Linked DNA regions of Homo sapiens: region 2 is linked to region 1. The links are chromatin contacts, found by Hi-C in ENCODE. All regions are on one chromosome and are shown on one strand. Each heading gives the region's core, a stretch centred on a gene start or an enhancer-like site at or near the end of the contact. The rest is flanking DNA. Distances are from core to core; before and after follow the strand shown.

The links. Hi-C counts contacts between places; a loop is a spot of excess contacts on that map. Pooled maps may share reads with other maps.
Region 2: a loop to region 1 is called in a pooled map, with 5 times the contacts of the local background. The contact joins the enhancer-like site here to the promoter of XK in region 1. A Hi-C loop is called at or near these places in 2 of 37 single-sample maps with no recorded cell type and 5 of 50 pooled maps.

The regions. Positions count from the first base shown.
Region 1 is chrX:37,684,396-37,691,911 of GRCh38, forward strand. It overlaps XK (X-linked Kx blood group antigen, Kell and VPS13A binding protein), which reads left to right and starts at 1,396. Exons shown (of 3, transcript NM_021083.4): 1 at 1,396-1,811. The coding sequence starts at 1,567. It overlaps LANCL3 (LanC like family member 3), which reads left to right. Exons shown (of 5, transcript NM_001170331.2): 5 at 1-68. RefSeq lists a silencer at 1,138-1,517 and enhancers at 1,187-1,698, 1,699-2,208.
Region 2 is chrX:37,742,135-37,749,650 of GRCh38, forward strand. No RefSeq gene overlaps it. Among named protein-coding and RNA genes, the nearest start is that of CYBB, 34 kb to the right of the region's middle. RefSeq lists an enhancer at 3,497-3,546. Within about 2 kb of position 4,222, at least 4 of the 41 ENCODE cell types and tissues checked have a DNase peak (open chromatin) inside an H3K27ac peak, as active enhancers do.

The sequences.
Region 1 (7,516 bases), core at 146-2,645:
ATGTACAGTACACTTAATGTAAAACCTGTGATAATCCTTTGCCTTAAAATAAAATCTAATGCTAAATATTCAGTGTCCTGATTAATAATTCTAAGCTACCAATTTTTCCTTTAAAGCTAACCATGATGTCAAGTAAAACATTACACAAATACTCTGTGGAGTGTTGCTGCTGATTCTGTATTTGTGGCAGTGTATGTATCTTGGCCCAGGACATGGTGGCCTTCTGGGTTCTATAAATAGACATTAGTAATCCTTTTAGGGAAAGGGCCTGCTACCTCTCAGCTGCTGGCTGAATCTGCCCCTTAACTCATAAATGGATTTTCTCATGCCACATAAAAAACAGAAAAACAGCCCACCACATTCTCTCCCTGTACCTCTTTTTTGGTTTGATTCCTTTTGAATCTTTATATTCTATTTGTGTTTACATTATTTTCCTAAATAGAAAAATGCCAGAGATGCCTGAAGATTGAAATCACCCAATTTCAACAGGGGAAGAGATCTTATAATTATTTAAGTCTAATCCCTTTATGGAACCTGAGTTTCAGAAAGATTTAGTGACTTGATCGAGGTCTGAGGGACGGGGGTGGACTGAGTACATCCTGATATCAAGAAGATGGTGGAAAGTTCAATGGGCTAAAAGGAGTTGTGTTAGTCTTGGTATTGGCACACCAATAAGCAGAGGTCTGTCTTGGAATAAAAAAAACTACTTCCTTATTAGGCCCTGATCTTTGCCCTGAATTACTTACAGTTACAGAGGAATATATTTTGTAGGCAGTTTTTCTGGGAGGTAAGGACAGGTTCCTAGAGACGATCTTTGACGCCTTTTCACCACTGGAAGCAATGCTTCAGACCACTGTATTTGGAAGACAAAGGGACATGCTCACATGGCACAGTGAAAAGTGAAATCTTTTCCCACTTGGTGGTGGGTGCATGACAATATACTTGCACTTTGAAAAGCCTCTGTGTGGTCTGGTTATTTTTAAAAGGCCAGAAATGCTGGCCCTTTGAAGAATCACGCGTTTCCTCGGCCCAGAAAATAGACTGGGCTAGAAAGGCGCCCGGACTCCAATTCTGGGCCCGGGTGGTTGCAGTTTTTCAAAGGGATGTGAACGGTTTCCCAAGATAGGACCCAAGGGACTCTAGGACCCAGAGGCTGCGCGCGACGCCCGCAGGGCGAACTGCATCCTTTTGAGCTCCCGCTCCATGGCCTGAGCCGTCGTAGGGCGCGGGTTCGCGGCCCGCCAGGGGACGGTCACCACAGAGACGCAGCCGGCACTGGCGAGCGAGCGAGCAGGCGGCGCACGGAGCGCGTGGGCGTGTCCCGGCGGGGCTGCGCAGCTCGCCCCACCCCACCCCACCCCAGCCAGGTCGGCCGCCCCCACCAGGTCCAGTTCCAGAGCCCAGGCCGGTCGGCCGGGCCCGCGTGCCCTCGGCGGGCTGCGCAGAGCGCGGGAGCGGTTTGGGGCTGGGCATGCTGGGAGCCCCTCGGGCAACGGCCGCCGCCGCCACAGCCACACAGCCGCCGCCACTGCGTCCGTCCCCGGTGAGCGCCGCTGACGCGCGGAGATGAAATTCCCGGCCTCGGTGCTGGCGTCCGTGTTCCTGTTCGTGGCCGAGACAACGGCGGCGCTCAGCCTGAGCAGCACCTACCGCTCGGGCGGGGACCGCATGTGGCAGGCGCTGACGTTGCTTTTCTCGCTACTGCCTTGCGCGCTCGTGCAGCTCACGCTTCTCTTCGTACACCGCGACCTCAGCCGCGACCGCCCGCTCGTACTGCTGCTGCACCTGCTGCAACTTGGGCCCCTTTTCAGGTGCGTGCAGAAGCCCAGAGCCAGCCCCAGGCCGCAGCCTCGGTCCTGTAGCCTGATCTCCCCACCTGCTCGAGTGGAGGGAGGCGGTTTTCCTGTGGAGACAGGTGGCTGAGCCCCAAGCCGGTCCGCCATGCCCCTCAGCCCCATTATTCCAGTCAGGAACGCGACGAATCATGGCATAATGGTTATAAAGTTGGGGCACACTGAATTCCTGTTAGGTTCCGTCAAATGAAATAGCCAACATTCAACTGAAATTGACCAACAAAAATGGCAGTTTCTTGTGGTTCAACCTCATTAAAGACATTGGTTTCTCTGGGGTCAAGTAGGCTCTGACAGGATTGGCTTGTGTTGTCACAAACCCTTGGGAAGTGTGTTCTAAGCTGTGGTTACGGGGACAGCATGTACAGGTGATTTAATTTTAATTTATCAAACACATGGAGCTTACTGTGTGCCAAGCACTGTTCTAAAAGCTTTAACAGTATTTAATTCTCATAGGGAAGTCAAGAAATCCATGCACCATTCTTTTCTCTTGGTGGCGTTACGAATATTATGGGATATGGAAACATATGGGGTTCTAGAAATGTCTTCCGGCCCTGGCAAACTTATAAACGTAGCCATTAAAGCTGGTGCACAATGCACCATGAAAACAAAACTTGCTGTGTGTTAAGTAAAGAAAAACTGTTGGTGACATTTCTGGAAATTAATTTTTATTAACACAAAGCAAGTAGAAATACATGGTAATAAAACAGACTGGCTTATCTAAGGAGTTTAAAATGTGTTGTTTTAGTACCTTTCATCACTATAGGAAAAGCAAAACAAAGGCCGTCCATTTGGATTAGAAATAAGTTTATAATACTGAATTTTAGACATAGGCGACAGAGGAATTTGAAGAGATGGAAAGGCCAGAGAGACACCTCAGCTGCCAGAAAATTCAGCTAGCCCTACCAGGAAATCTCTCTCTCTCTCTCTCTCTTTCTCTCTCTCTCTTACACACACACACACACACACACACACACACACGCACACACACACATTGAGGAGCAAGATAAATTTTACAAAGTTATAATTTTTTTTTTTTTGAGACAAGGTCTTGCTTTATCAGCCAGGCTGGAGTGCAGTAGCAAGATCATAGCTCATTGCATCCTCCACCTCCTGGGCACAAGTGATACTCCTGCCTCAGTCTCCAGAGTAGCTAGGACTGCAGGCAAGCGCCATCATGCCTGGCTAATTTTCTTTTTTCTTTCTTTTTTTTTGTATTTTTTGTAGAGACAGAGTCTCCCTATGTTGCCCAGGCTGGTCTCGAGCTCTTGAGTTCCAGTGATCCTCCTGTCTGGGCCTCCTAAAGTTCTCTCTATGTTGCCCAGTATGGTCTGGAACTCCTGAGCTGAAATGATCCTCCTGCCCAGGCCTCCCAAAGTGCTGGAATTACAGGCATGAGCTACCACGCCTGGCCATAAAATTTTTGCACCTCATATTAAAGAAAACTGTTCCAGCTGACACACAAACTACTGACTTGTAGTTTGCACACAGTCACAGCAAACTTGGTGAACAAATTTCTCAGCCTCCAGAAGCTGCAGAATCCTAGAAAGGAAAATAAACAGGTACACTGGCAGGAGTGGGAGGTTGCTGCTGACTTCTTGATAGCTGGGGAAGAGTCTGGGGAAAAAGAAAGGGAGGGAGGGGAATTTTAAAAGTCCTGCAACCTGGAGCCATTTAGTGAGGAGAGAGTTAGTCCTTCCTAGCCAGGTAAGCCCTGTGGTCTGGACTGTATTCTTGCTCAGTAAAATAAGTGTGATCTGACTTTGGGCAGGGCACTTATCATTTCTTTCTTTCTTTCTTTCTTTCTTTCTTTCTTTTTTTTTTTTTTTTTTTGAGACGGAGTCTTGCTCTGTCGCCCAGGCTGGAGTGCAGTGGCGCGATCTCAGCTCACTGCAAGCTCCGCTTCCCAGGTTCACGCCATTCTTCTGCCTCAGCCTCCTGAGTAGCTGGGACTACAGGCGCCCGCCACCACGCCCGGCTAATTTTATTTTTTTGTATTTTTAGTAGAGACGGGGTTTCACCGTGCCAGCCAGGATGGTCTCAATCTCTTGACCTCGTGATCCGCCTGCCTCGGCCTCCCAAAGTGCTGGGACCACAAGCGTGAGCCACCGTGCCCGGCCTTATCATTTCTTAACATTATCTGTGAGAAGAAAACAGATAATGTTTAAGTGGAGTAACAGGAAAAAGGGGAACTGACATTTCTCAAAAGCTTCTTGTGCTAGATGGTTTGATATGTACTTACATGCCTCAATTCATTGAATCCTCACCATGACATAGACGTAATTGTCCCCATTTTGTAGGTGAAGAAAATGAGGCCTCAGACTATGTTCTCAAGCCTCCTTAAAAAGAGCTAATTATATTCCCTATGCTCAGTGGAAGAAAGCAGAGGACTGTGTAGTACATTCTATTAGTAGTTCCATTTTAAATTAAGAAAAAGTTTGGTCATCTTGGCAATCCAATAAATGATAATACCCTATCATTGCTGCCATTTAAAGTGTTTCTAAACACGAAGAGTAACCCAAGACAAAGCTAATGACATAATATATATAAAAACAGGATGACAAGTATAAACCTGAACTCAAGGAAACATACCAAGATGTTAAGAATAATAATTTCTGAATAGTGGGGTTATGAGTGATAATATCCTGGAAAATATATAAAACTATATAATAAAACAATTATCTACTTTTCTATATTTTTCAGTTTTTACCATAAAAATATTTTAACTTTATTAAGGAAAGAAAACTTTTGGTGCTTTGAAGAGATAACTTCTCAGCTATATATAAAGTTTCAACACTATAAAAAGACCTATTTCCAGAAAGTTCTGAATGGGCCATTGTCTTCTTGGAGCAAAAACAAAATAAAAGATAAAAAACAAAACAACAGGCAAACCCCTTCCATCAACAAGGAGTCACTGATTCTAATGCAGCTGATTTATTTCAAGGAGTTATTGGACCCATGACCTTAGAGCTGAGATACAAAATGTGGTTCCAAGTCTCTTAGCTTCCAGATTAAAAGAAAAGCAGTTTGTTCTTGTGTATTAGCCTGACTTAATATCTTACTGGAATTTCTTCCTGCTGACTGTTTGATTCTGTTTTAACTCTAAGACATCAGCTTTACATAAAGATAAAAATTATTTCCCTCAAACAAAGGAGAGGCATGGTGATTCTTACCCCCTTCCTTATGGATTGGATTTAATAATATTTCTAAATTGTTTTTTGACAGTTTAACTCTTCTTGCCTTTGGATGAGTACTAGCCAAACTCGTGTTTTTGCTAGGTAGATGCTGCGTTTGAGTTCATGCAGCACGATGGCCCAGTTAAACTGCAATACATTACACTAATGATTCTGGACTAAATACTACTAACTAGGCTTTGCTCCTTCTTTCCTTTAGGGAGGCATAGGGAGAGCACCATATTTCATTTGTATCAGTCTTGTATTTAAAATGGTAGTTACAGTTTTTATGATTGTTTTCACATTAAGCCTGAGTTTGAATGATACGAACTTTGGATAATGCCTTGAATTTATTTATAATTTTAAGGAAAATCTTATTGCGCATTATAATAGATACTCTAGCAAACCAGAGCAGGGAAAAGATCTCTTACCTAAAACACAAAAACATTTTAAAAATTCTGTTTATCATTCTTTTACATTTATGCTAATTTTTATAAATTAATTGGGAGGAATAAATATAAATGAGTTACAATTTCAAGGAATTCCCCTCATTTCTTTTTTATTACTGGTATAGTGAGGAAAAAATGGTACATGAAAAATCTGAGCTTATAAAATAAAGGCTAAGAAGTTCCCGAAACCTTTCCAGAACATTGCAAAATGATTCACCATAGTATATCTTTCTATATTAAACTTTATAAAGAATTTAAAATATTAATAGTCTACATTTGAAGAGAATTTTTTTTTCATTTGCAAGGTGCTTTTACATACAGTATTTAATTTCATCCATGGTAAAACCCTGTGAGTTAACTGTCATTATCTTATTTTTACAGTCCAGGAATTGAGGTTCAGTGAGATTAAGCAAGTGGCTTTTCAAAGGTTTTGCAGCATTTTCTATTTAACCAATTTGGGTTTTGTGTAGGCTTACAGAGCATGTGTGTCATGTGAAGATAATGTGGCTTATTGGAAATTATAGTATTTCTTTGGAAAAAGTATTTTAATTAGGGTCTCTGGTACCACAGATTATTTATGCTCACATCAGCATGCATGATTTCAGCTAAGGAATAAGCTCCTTCTGCTATGATACTTGAAAAGTGGGATATATGATGCTTGAAAATGGGATAAAGTAAAAAATAAGGATCAACCTACTGATTATCTACATTGGGGTTAGCAAACTGTACCCCACAGGCCTAATACCCCCATCACCTGTTTTAGTAGGTAAAGTCTTATTGGAACACAGCGTTGCTCACTGGTTTATGTACTGGCTACAACTGCTTTCACATTGCAGAGACAGACTTGAGCAGTTGCAACAGAGACCATGGCGTGTGAATCATAAAATATTTACTTTTTTATAAATACTTCACAGAAAATTTGCTGTCCCTTGGTGTAGATGATACTGAAAAACTACCTTGAGTATTCAGTTTTGATAAAAGTATCTAATTTCTGGCTTTATTTAGACCTCTCAAGCAACAAACAAATAAAAAACCAAAAAATAAGAACAGATTTTGAGTAATTAGATGAGTCTTGCAGAATTCCAAGAATAGTAGTTTGTTTCTTATCAGTTTTCCTAACCAACAGTGGCAGGAGGTCTTGGGGCCTTTTACAAATGTATTAAACACCTATGACTACATGTAAAACTCTATGCTAATACAAATGTATCACCTGGGAAAAAACAGTGGCTTACAAGAGGTTCCGCCTGAGCTTTAGGACCTTCTTTCATTTCCATCAACTGATCATGGAAGTTTTACTTTGTCTACAATTCTGCAGAAAGCTTCCAGTTTCATATAGCCCCTTCCTTCGCATCAAGAAAATTACTTTCTCCTCTGAACCCTCATTTCGTTCATTCAGTTCTTAGCATATGCTGGTATTTAATTTGTATGTTTTAGTCTTTCAAAACTCTAAGCTTGATTTTATTATGCAAGTAAAACATTTTTTGAAATGACAGAAGAGCAGAAAACAGATTTGCACAATGAGGAAAATAAAAGCTCTCATTTGACTGCTCAGACAGAACAATTCCTAATGTTTTTGTTGTATATCTTTACTAATATTTTTATAATGGTATGCTAGTAAACTGTTGGGGAAAACAAGCCCTGATTTTCAGTGTTTGCTGATTTCTCAAATGCGTATATTCTCATCATGATTGATCAAGCTACCAGTTGTTTAACAACTGGCTCACAAAATTCCTATTTTAACAGTCTGCTCTCTTGAGTCAGTATGAGCCAGCTCAAACATTTCACTGTTTATATGTATGTGTGGGTATGTGTGTGTAATCTGTATATATTTTTTATATATGTGATTTTCTTTTTACAAAAAATGGAATTTAAAATATATGATTCTATTGTAATTTGCTTCTTTCACATACCAAATATGGTAAAAATACGTAGCCTGGTCAACATAGTGAGACTGTTTCCTCACAAAAAATAAAATTAGCTGGGCACAGTGGCATGCATCTGGAGTCCCAGCTACTTAGGAGGCTCAGGAGTGAGGGTCCCTTGA
Region 2 (7,516 bases), core at 2,972-5,471, 61 kb after region 1:
CAAACTATGAAGCTACTAAAAGAAAACATTGGGGAAACTCTTCAGGACACTAGAGTGGGCAAAGATTTCTTGAAAAACACCCGACAAGCACAGGCAACCAAAGCAAATATGGACAAATTGGATCTCATCAAGTTAAAAAGCTTCTGCACAGCAAAGGAAACGATCAACAAAGTAAAGAGACAACCCACAAAATGGAAGAAAATATTTACAATCTACCCATCTGACAAGAGATTAGTAACCAGAATATATAAGGAGCTCAAACAACTCTTTAGGAAAAAAATTTTATAATCTGATTTTAAAAAGGGCAAAGGATCTTAATAAACATTTGGCAAAAGATAAGACATACAAATTGCAAGCAGACATATGAAAAGGTGCTCAACATCATTGATCATCAGAGAAATGCAAATTAAAACTACAATGAGATATTATCTCACCCCAGTTAAAATAGCATTTTTTTTTTTTTTTGAGACAGAGTCTCACTCTGTTGCCCAGGCTGGAGTGCAGTGACCCGATCTAGGCTCACTGCAAGCTCCGCCTCCCGGGTTCACGCCATTCTCCTGCCTCAGCCTCCCAAGTAGCTGGGACTACAGGCGCCCGCCACCACTCCCGGCTAATTTTTTGTATTTTTAGTAGAGATGGGGTTTCACCGTGTTAGCCAGGATGGTCTTTATCTCCTGACCTCGTGATCCGCCCGCCTCGGCCTCCCAAAGTGCTGGGATTACAGGCATGAGCCACCATGCCCTGCCTAAAATAGCTTTTAACCAAAAGACAGGCAATAACAAATGCTGGCAAGAATGTGGAGACAAGGGAAGTCTCATATGCAGTTGGTGGGAATGTAAATTGGTACAACCAATATGGAGAACCTAGTTTTCTTTACAGTAGGTTTAAGTGGGCTTAAAATATTCAGTAAATCATGCTCTAAGCAGATGTGCTGTCATCTAGGCTTTGTTGTTTCATTTCTGGAGCACAGGCAGAGTAGATTTGGCATAATTCTTATGGGCCCTAGGAGTTTGGAATGGTAAATGATCATTGCTTTCAGCTTAAAGAAAAGAAAGAAAATGTGGTACATATACGCACTGGAGTACTATCCAGGCATAAAAAGGGATGAGATCCTCTCATTTGCAACAACATGTGTGGAACTGGAGATCATTATGTTAAGTGAAATAAGCCAACCACAGAAAGACAAACTTTGCATGTTCTTCCTTATTTGTGAAAGCTAAAAATTAAAACAACTAAACTCATGGATATGGAGAGTAGAATGATGGTTACCAGAAGATGAGAAGGGTATTGGTTGGAGGCAGAGAGGGTGTGGTCAGGAAGAAGTGGGGATTGTTAAGTGGTACAAAAACATAGTTAGAAAGAATGAGTAAGACCTAGTATTTGCCAGCACCACAAAGTGACTATAGTCAAAAATAATTTAGTTGTACATTTTAAAATAATGAAGAGTGTAATTTGTTTGTAACACAAAGGATAAATGCTTGAGGTGATGAATACCCCATTTACCTGGATGTGATTATTATGCATTGCATGCCTGTATCAGAATATCTTATGTGACCCATGAATGTATACACCTATTATATACTTACAAAAATTAAAAACAAAAAAATGAAATTGCAGCAATTCAGTCACTTCTTTATACTCCACTTCTAATTCTAGCTCTCTTGCTATTTCTACCACATCTGCAGTTGCTTCCTCCATTGAAGTTTTGTATCCTTCAAAGCTATCCCTGAGGGTTAGAATTAACTTATTCCAAATTCCTGTTAATGTTGATATTTCTGACTTTCTCCCATGAATCATGAATGTTCTTAATGTCATCTTAAATGGTAACTTTTTTCAGAAGGTTTTCAATTTCCTTTACCTAAATCCATCAGACTAATCACTGTGTATGGCAGCTACAGCCTTACAAAATGTATTTCTTACATAATAACACTTGAAAGTTTAAACAACTCTTTGATCCATGGGCTGCAGAAAGGATGCTATGTTAGCAGACATGAAAACAACATTCATCACCATGCACATTTCCATCAGAGTTCTTGGTTGACCAGGTGCAATGTCAATGAGCAGTAATATTTTGAAAGGATTTTTTTTCTCTACAGTAGGTTTATGTGGGCTTATTCAGTAAACCATGTTGTACACAGATGTGCTTTCATCTAGAAATGTGCTTCATTTCAAGAGCACAGGCAGAGTACATTTGGCATAATTCATATTGGCCCTAGGAGTTTTGGAATGGTAAATGAGCATTGTCTTCAGTTTAAAGTTACCAGCAGCATTAGCCCCTAGCAAGACAGTCAGTGTCTTTTGAAGTTTCGAAGCCAGGCATTGTCTTCTCCTCTTTGGCTATGAAAGTCCTAGATGCATCTTCTTCCAATACAAGGCTGTTTGTCTACATTGAAAATATGTTGTTTAGTGTAGCCACCTTCTTCAATGATCTTAGCTGAATCTTCTGGGTGACTTTTTGCAGCTTCTCCACCTGCACTTGCTGCTTCACCTTGCATTTTTATGTTATGGAAACAGCTTCTTTCTTTAAACCTCATGAACCAACCTCTGCTAGCTTCCAACTTTGTTTCTGCAGCTTCCTCACCTCTCTTATCCTTCACAGAATTGAAGAGCTAGGGCCTTGCTCTGGATTAGGCTTTGGCTTAAGGGAATGTTGTGGCTGGTTTGATCTTCTATCTCGACTATTAAAACTTTCTCCATATCAGAAATAAAGCTGTTTTCCTTTTTGTCATTTCTATGTTGACTGGAGTGGCACTTTTAATTTCCTTCAAGAACTTTTCCTTTGCATTCAAAACTTGGCTGTTTGGCACAAGAGGTCTGGTTTTTTGCCTCTCTCAGCTTTCAACATGCCTTCTTCACTAAACTTAATCATTTCTAGCTTTTGGTTGAAAGTGTACATGTGTAACTCTTCCTTTCACTTGAAAACTTAGAGGCCACTGTAGGGTTATTAGTTGGCCTAATTTAATATTGCTGTGTCTCAGGGATAGGAAGGGCTGAGGAGTGGGAGACAGATGGGGGAACTGTCAGTTTGTGGAACAGTCAGAACGCACACACGTTTATCCATTAAATTTGCTGTCTTATATGGGTGTGGTTTGTGGAAGAATTCCGATAGTAACATCAAAGATCACTGATCACAGATCATCATAACAAATACAATAATAGTGAAAAAGTTTGAAATTTTTCATTTCTTTAAAACATTTCAGAGAATTACCAAAATGTAGCAGAGACACAAAGTGAGCACATGCTGTTGGAAAAATGGTGCCGATAGACTTGATTGAGATAGAGCTGCCACAAACCTTCAATTTGTAAAAAAAAAAAAAAAAAAATGCAATTATGTTCAAAGCACAACAAAATGATGTATGCATGTATGCCATTTCCAAAGGAATCCCTTGGCAGTCACATTCCCCTTGGCCAGCAGGTGGCAGTGCTTGCTCATCGAGGTACAGAATATTGACCCTGCCTTAGCATCAGGGCCCAGCAGGAGTTTTAGCTTGCTGTTTTACGCTGCATGTGTTCTAATTTTCTCCCTTTTATATTTCTTATTCTGTGACTTGTTGTTTCTTTCCCACCACTTCTGTTCCCCTCCAATGCTAGACCCATCTCTATTATGCACCTAACAGCCTCCTCAAATATGTGCCTTGTAGAATGTGGCCTTTCAGGAATGTAGGTGAGGCTTACGTATCACCCCCTGAAAGTCCCAATGAGAAATAATGCATTTAAAACAAGCCATCTTGAAAAGCCTGAAAAATTATGACTAAATCACAAAATATTAAGTCCTAAAGGGGAAGGGAAGACAGATACTCAGCTGGCCTGCCCATGTTCACCACTCCAAACCCATGACAGGCCGAGATGCTCAGTGTGAGGCTCTGTTACCACACTGGGACTTGCCATGGCTTCAGAGTCCTTCTGAGCACAGCTACTCAAGAAGCTTCTCCTCCTAACAGGCAAGCATGACACACTCTGCCAAACCAGGAAGGGCAAGTTTCTGTAATAGGGTACACTATATGTGCAGTTCCCAGGCATTACATCCTGCATTTAGCTGCATTCCAGGGGCCACTGGCTAAGTCTTTCCACCTTTTTCTCTTCTCCAGTATGATAACAACAATGCATTAATAATAGCAGCTACTATTAATGAGCCCATGCTATATGTGAGGCAATTCATGATTCATATGCATTATCACATGTATTCTTCAAAACAAGATGAAAAGTAGAAGTTACACAAGTGGAGACCACAGACTAGGTTAAAAAATTGGTCAACGGCAAAGTCACACAGACAATAAGGGGAAGAACCAACATTGAGTTGAAACCATCTGACTTTCAAAACCTTACTCTTAACCTCCCACTCTTTTGAGGTACTCCAAGCCACCACATGTTCTCCCTTCAGCTGCTAAAAGTGGAGCAACGCCATCACCCCCATGTCCACCCACACCCACAATTTCCCTTTGCCACCCCCCACTCATAGCTCTGCAGATCAGATTTGGCAGCCGATCTGCTGCTCTGGAAAGGCTGTGGTCCTTTAGTTCAGGGTCCCATCTCCAGCATTATGGGAAAGAGGCCCTATAGTACCCAGGTAGGCAATCAGCCCAGTGGCAAAGGGTAGCTGGGCTTAAGGCGAGGGACCTCACACCGCCAGCAGGGCTGCAGGAGCCTGGTGGACTTGTGGCATGTGGGGAAACCCGAAGGGAGGCTTAGAGGTGGCATGTCCCCTGATTCAGAGCTGGTGTTTGGCGTCTCTGAGTCATCAGTAATTCTCCACACCCTGGGGGAGGGCAACTCCTCAAAGGACCCATAAAGAAATAAATTCTCATCTGAGTGGCTGTTGAGGTGAGGGAAGGGGTCAGGTCTTCTGCAGCCTGGGTGAGGTATATGAACAAACCATTCTTGCAAAAACTGGCCTGGTTTCTCTGTGAGAGCACTGTCGAGAGATGTCACATTCCTGTTGCTTTCATTATGTGGTGCATTCCCAGGTCTGATGAAGAAGAAAGAGAGGGGCAGATTGCCATGATAGTTTTGGTTGACTGCATCACTAATTTCATTGACCTGAAAAATGGGTAGCCATGGAAACTGTGGAAGGCTTGTTCTGGAAGGGCCCTACTAGCCTAGTGTTGCTATATCTTTTGTAACTTATGTTCCAGAAGTCTTCCACCTGTGGGTTACAAACTATTAATGGATCCTCATATAAATTTAGTGAATCTCAACCAAACATTTTTAAAAAGGAAATATACAAGAATCAAATACAAATGAGATATCCTACAGCACTCCTCATGTTGAGTCAAGTAACCTTTGGGAGAATTTTTGTTTCCATTCTACACAGTTATGAGTACACCGAGTCACAATATAAAATGTGTTCTTACTGTGGCTGTGGTCAAAAATGTTTGTAAACTGGCCAGGTGTGGTGGCTCATGCCTGTAATCCCAGCACTTTGGGAGGCCAAGGTGGGTGGATCACTTGAGCTCAGGAGTTCAAGACCAGCCTGGGCAACATGGTGAAACCCCGTCTCTACTAAAAAAAACAAAAAAAAAAGAGCACAAAAATTAGCTGGGCATGGTGGCATGCGCCTGTAGTCCCAGCTACGTGGGAGGCTGAGGCACAAGAATCGCTTGAACCCTGGAGACAGGTTGCAGTGAACCGAAATCACGCCACTGCATTCCAGCCTGTGCAACAGAGTGAGAACCTGCCTCAAAAAAAAAAAAAAAATGTAAACTGCTGCTAACCCAAATCTCAACTTTACCGAAAGGAAAGTTCCCCTTTTTTATTTTTCCAGAATTTATAGCACTAAATGCCCATAGGAGAAAGCAGGAGAGATCTAAAATCAACACCCTAACATCACAATTAAAAGAACCAGAGGGGCTGGGCATGGTGACTCACACCTGTAATCCCAGCACTTTGGGAGGCCAAGGCCGGCAGATCACCTGAGGTCAGGAGTTTGAGACCAGCCTGACCAACATGGAGAAACCCCGTCTGTACTGAAAATACAAAATTAGCCGGGCGTGGTGGCGCATGCCTGTAATCCCAGCTACTCAGGAGACTGAGGCAGAAGAATTGCTTGAACCTGTAGGCGGAGGTTGCGGTGAGCCAAGATCGCGCCATTGCACTCCAGCCTGGGCAATAAGAGCAAAACTCAGTAAAAAAAAAAAAACAAACAAGAAAAGAAAAAAAAGAACTAGAGAAACAAGAGCAAACAAATTCAAAAGCTAGCAGAAGGCAAGAAATAACTAAGATCAGAACAGAACTGAAGGAGATAGAATGAAAAACCCTTCAAAAAAATCAATGAATCCAGGAGCTGGTTTTTTGCAAAGATTAACAAAATAGATAGACCACTAGCCAGACTAATAAAGAAGAAAAGAAAGAAGAATCAAATAGACACAATAAAAAATGATAAAGAAGATATCACCACTGACCCCACAGAAATACAAACTACCATCGGAGAATAGTATAAACACCTCTACACAAATAAGCTAGAAAATCTAGAAGAAATGGATAATTTCCTAGACACATACACCCTCCCAAGACTAAACCAGGAAGAAGTCAAATCCTTGAATAGACCAATAACAAGTTCTGGAATTGAGGCAGTAATTAATAGCCTACCAACCAAAAAAGGCCCAGGACCAGTTGGATTCACAGCCAAATTCTACCAGAGCTACAAAGAGGAGCTGGTACCATTTAATTTTTTGATAGAGAAGTGGTAAATCATGAACTAGGCTGAAATAAATCAAACTTAGACATATGCGAGGAAGGGGACAACGCTCAGGAAGATTCCTACCTACCCTGAAGAATTCCAGAGAAACTAGAGGCATGAAGAAGGGGAAGAGTGAAACATAGGAATGAAAAGAGTCAAGTCTGTCATCCAACGGATGGAAGTTTCAGAAAGAGAGTATAGAAATAGCACATGAGAGAAAAGTGCCAGAAATTATAAGATACTTTATCTGAGCCAAATAATACAAGTCATCATATGGATAGAGTCCACAGAGTAGCCATCACCTTGAAAATAATTTCTTATGTCTAGACATATTGTTACAAAATTTCAGAACATGGAGGTTCAAGTAAATTTGCAACAGCCTCCAGAAGGGAAATATTAAAGCAAAACAAAACAAATCAAAACACAGGTAACCCATAAAGTAGCAAGAATCAAACTTGTTTCAGCAACACTGGAAACTAGAAGACCATGGACCAAGGCCCATGGACCAGGGACCACACCTGAGAGAGAAAAAGCATATGCCGTCTCTTTATGTACATATGACCATGGGAAATTTCATAGAAACTCAAAGTTCTGCCGGAAGTGGTATTCAACCTAGAATTTTTTTTTTTTTTTTTGGAGATGGAGTCTCACCCTATTACCCAGGCTGGAGTGCAATGGTGCGATCTCAGCTCACTGCAACCTCTGCCTCCAGGGTTCGAACAATTCTCCCGCCTCAGCCTCCCTGAGTATTGTGCGTATGAGATTCCTATGTTCAATGAGACTTGCTTAAATTTGCCTTAGGCCTGAGCAACATGTCTCCCAAACAGAAAGAATTTACTC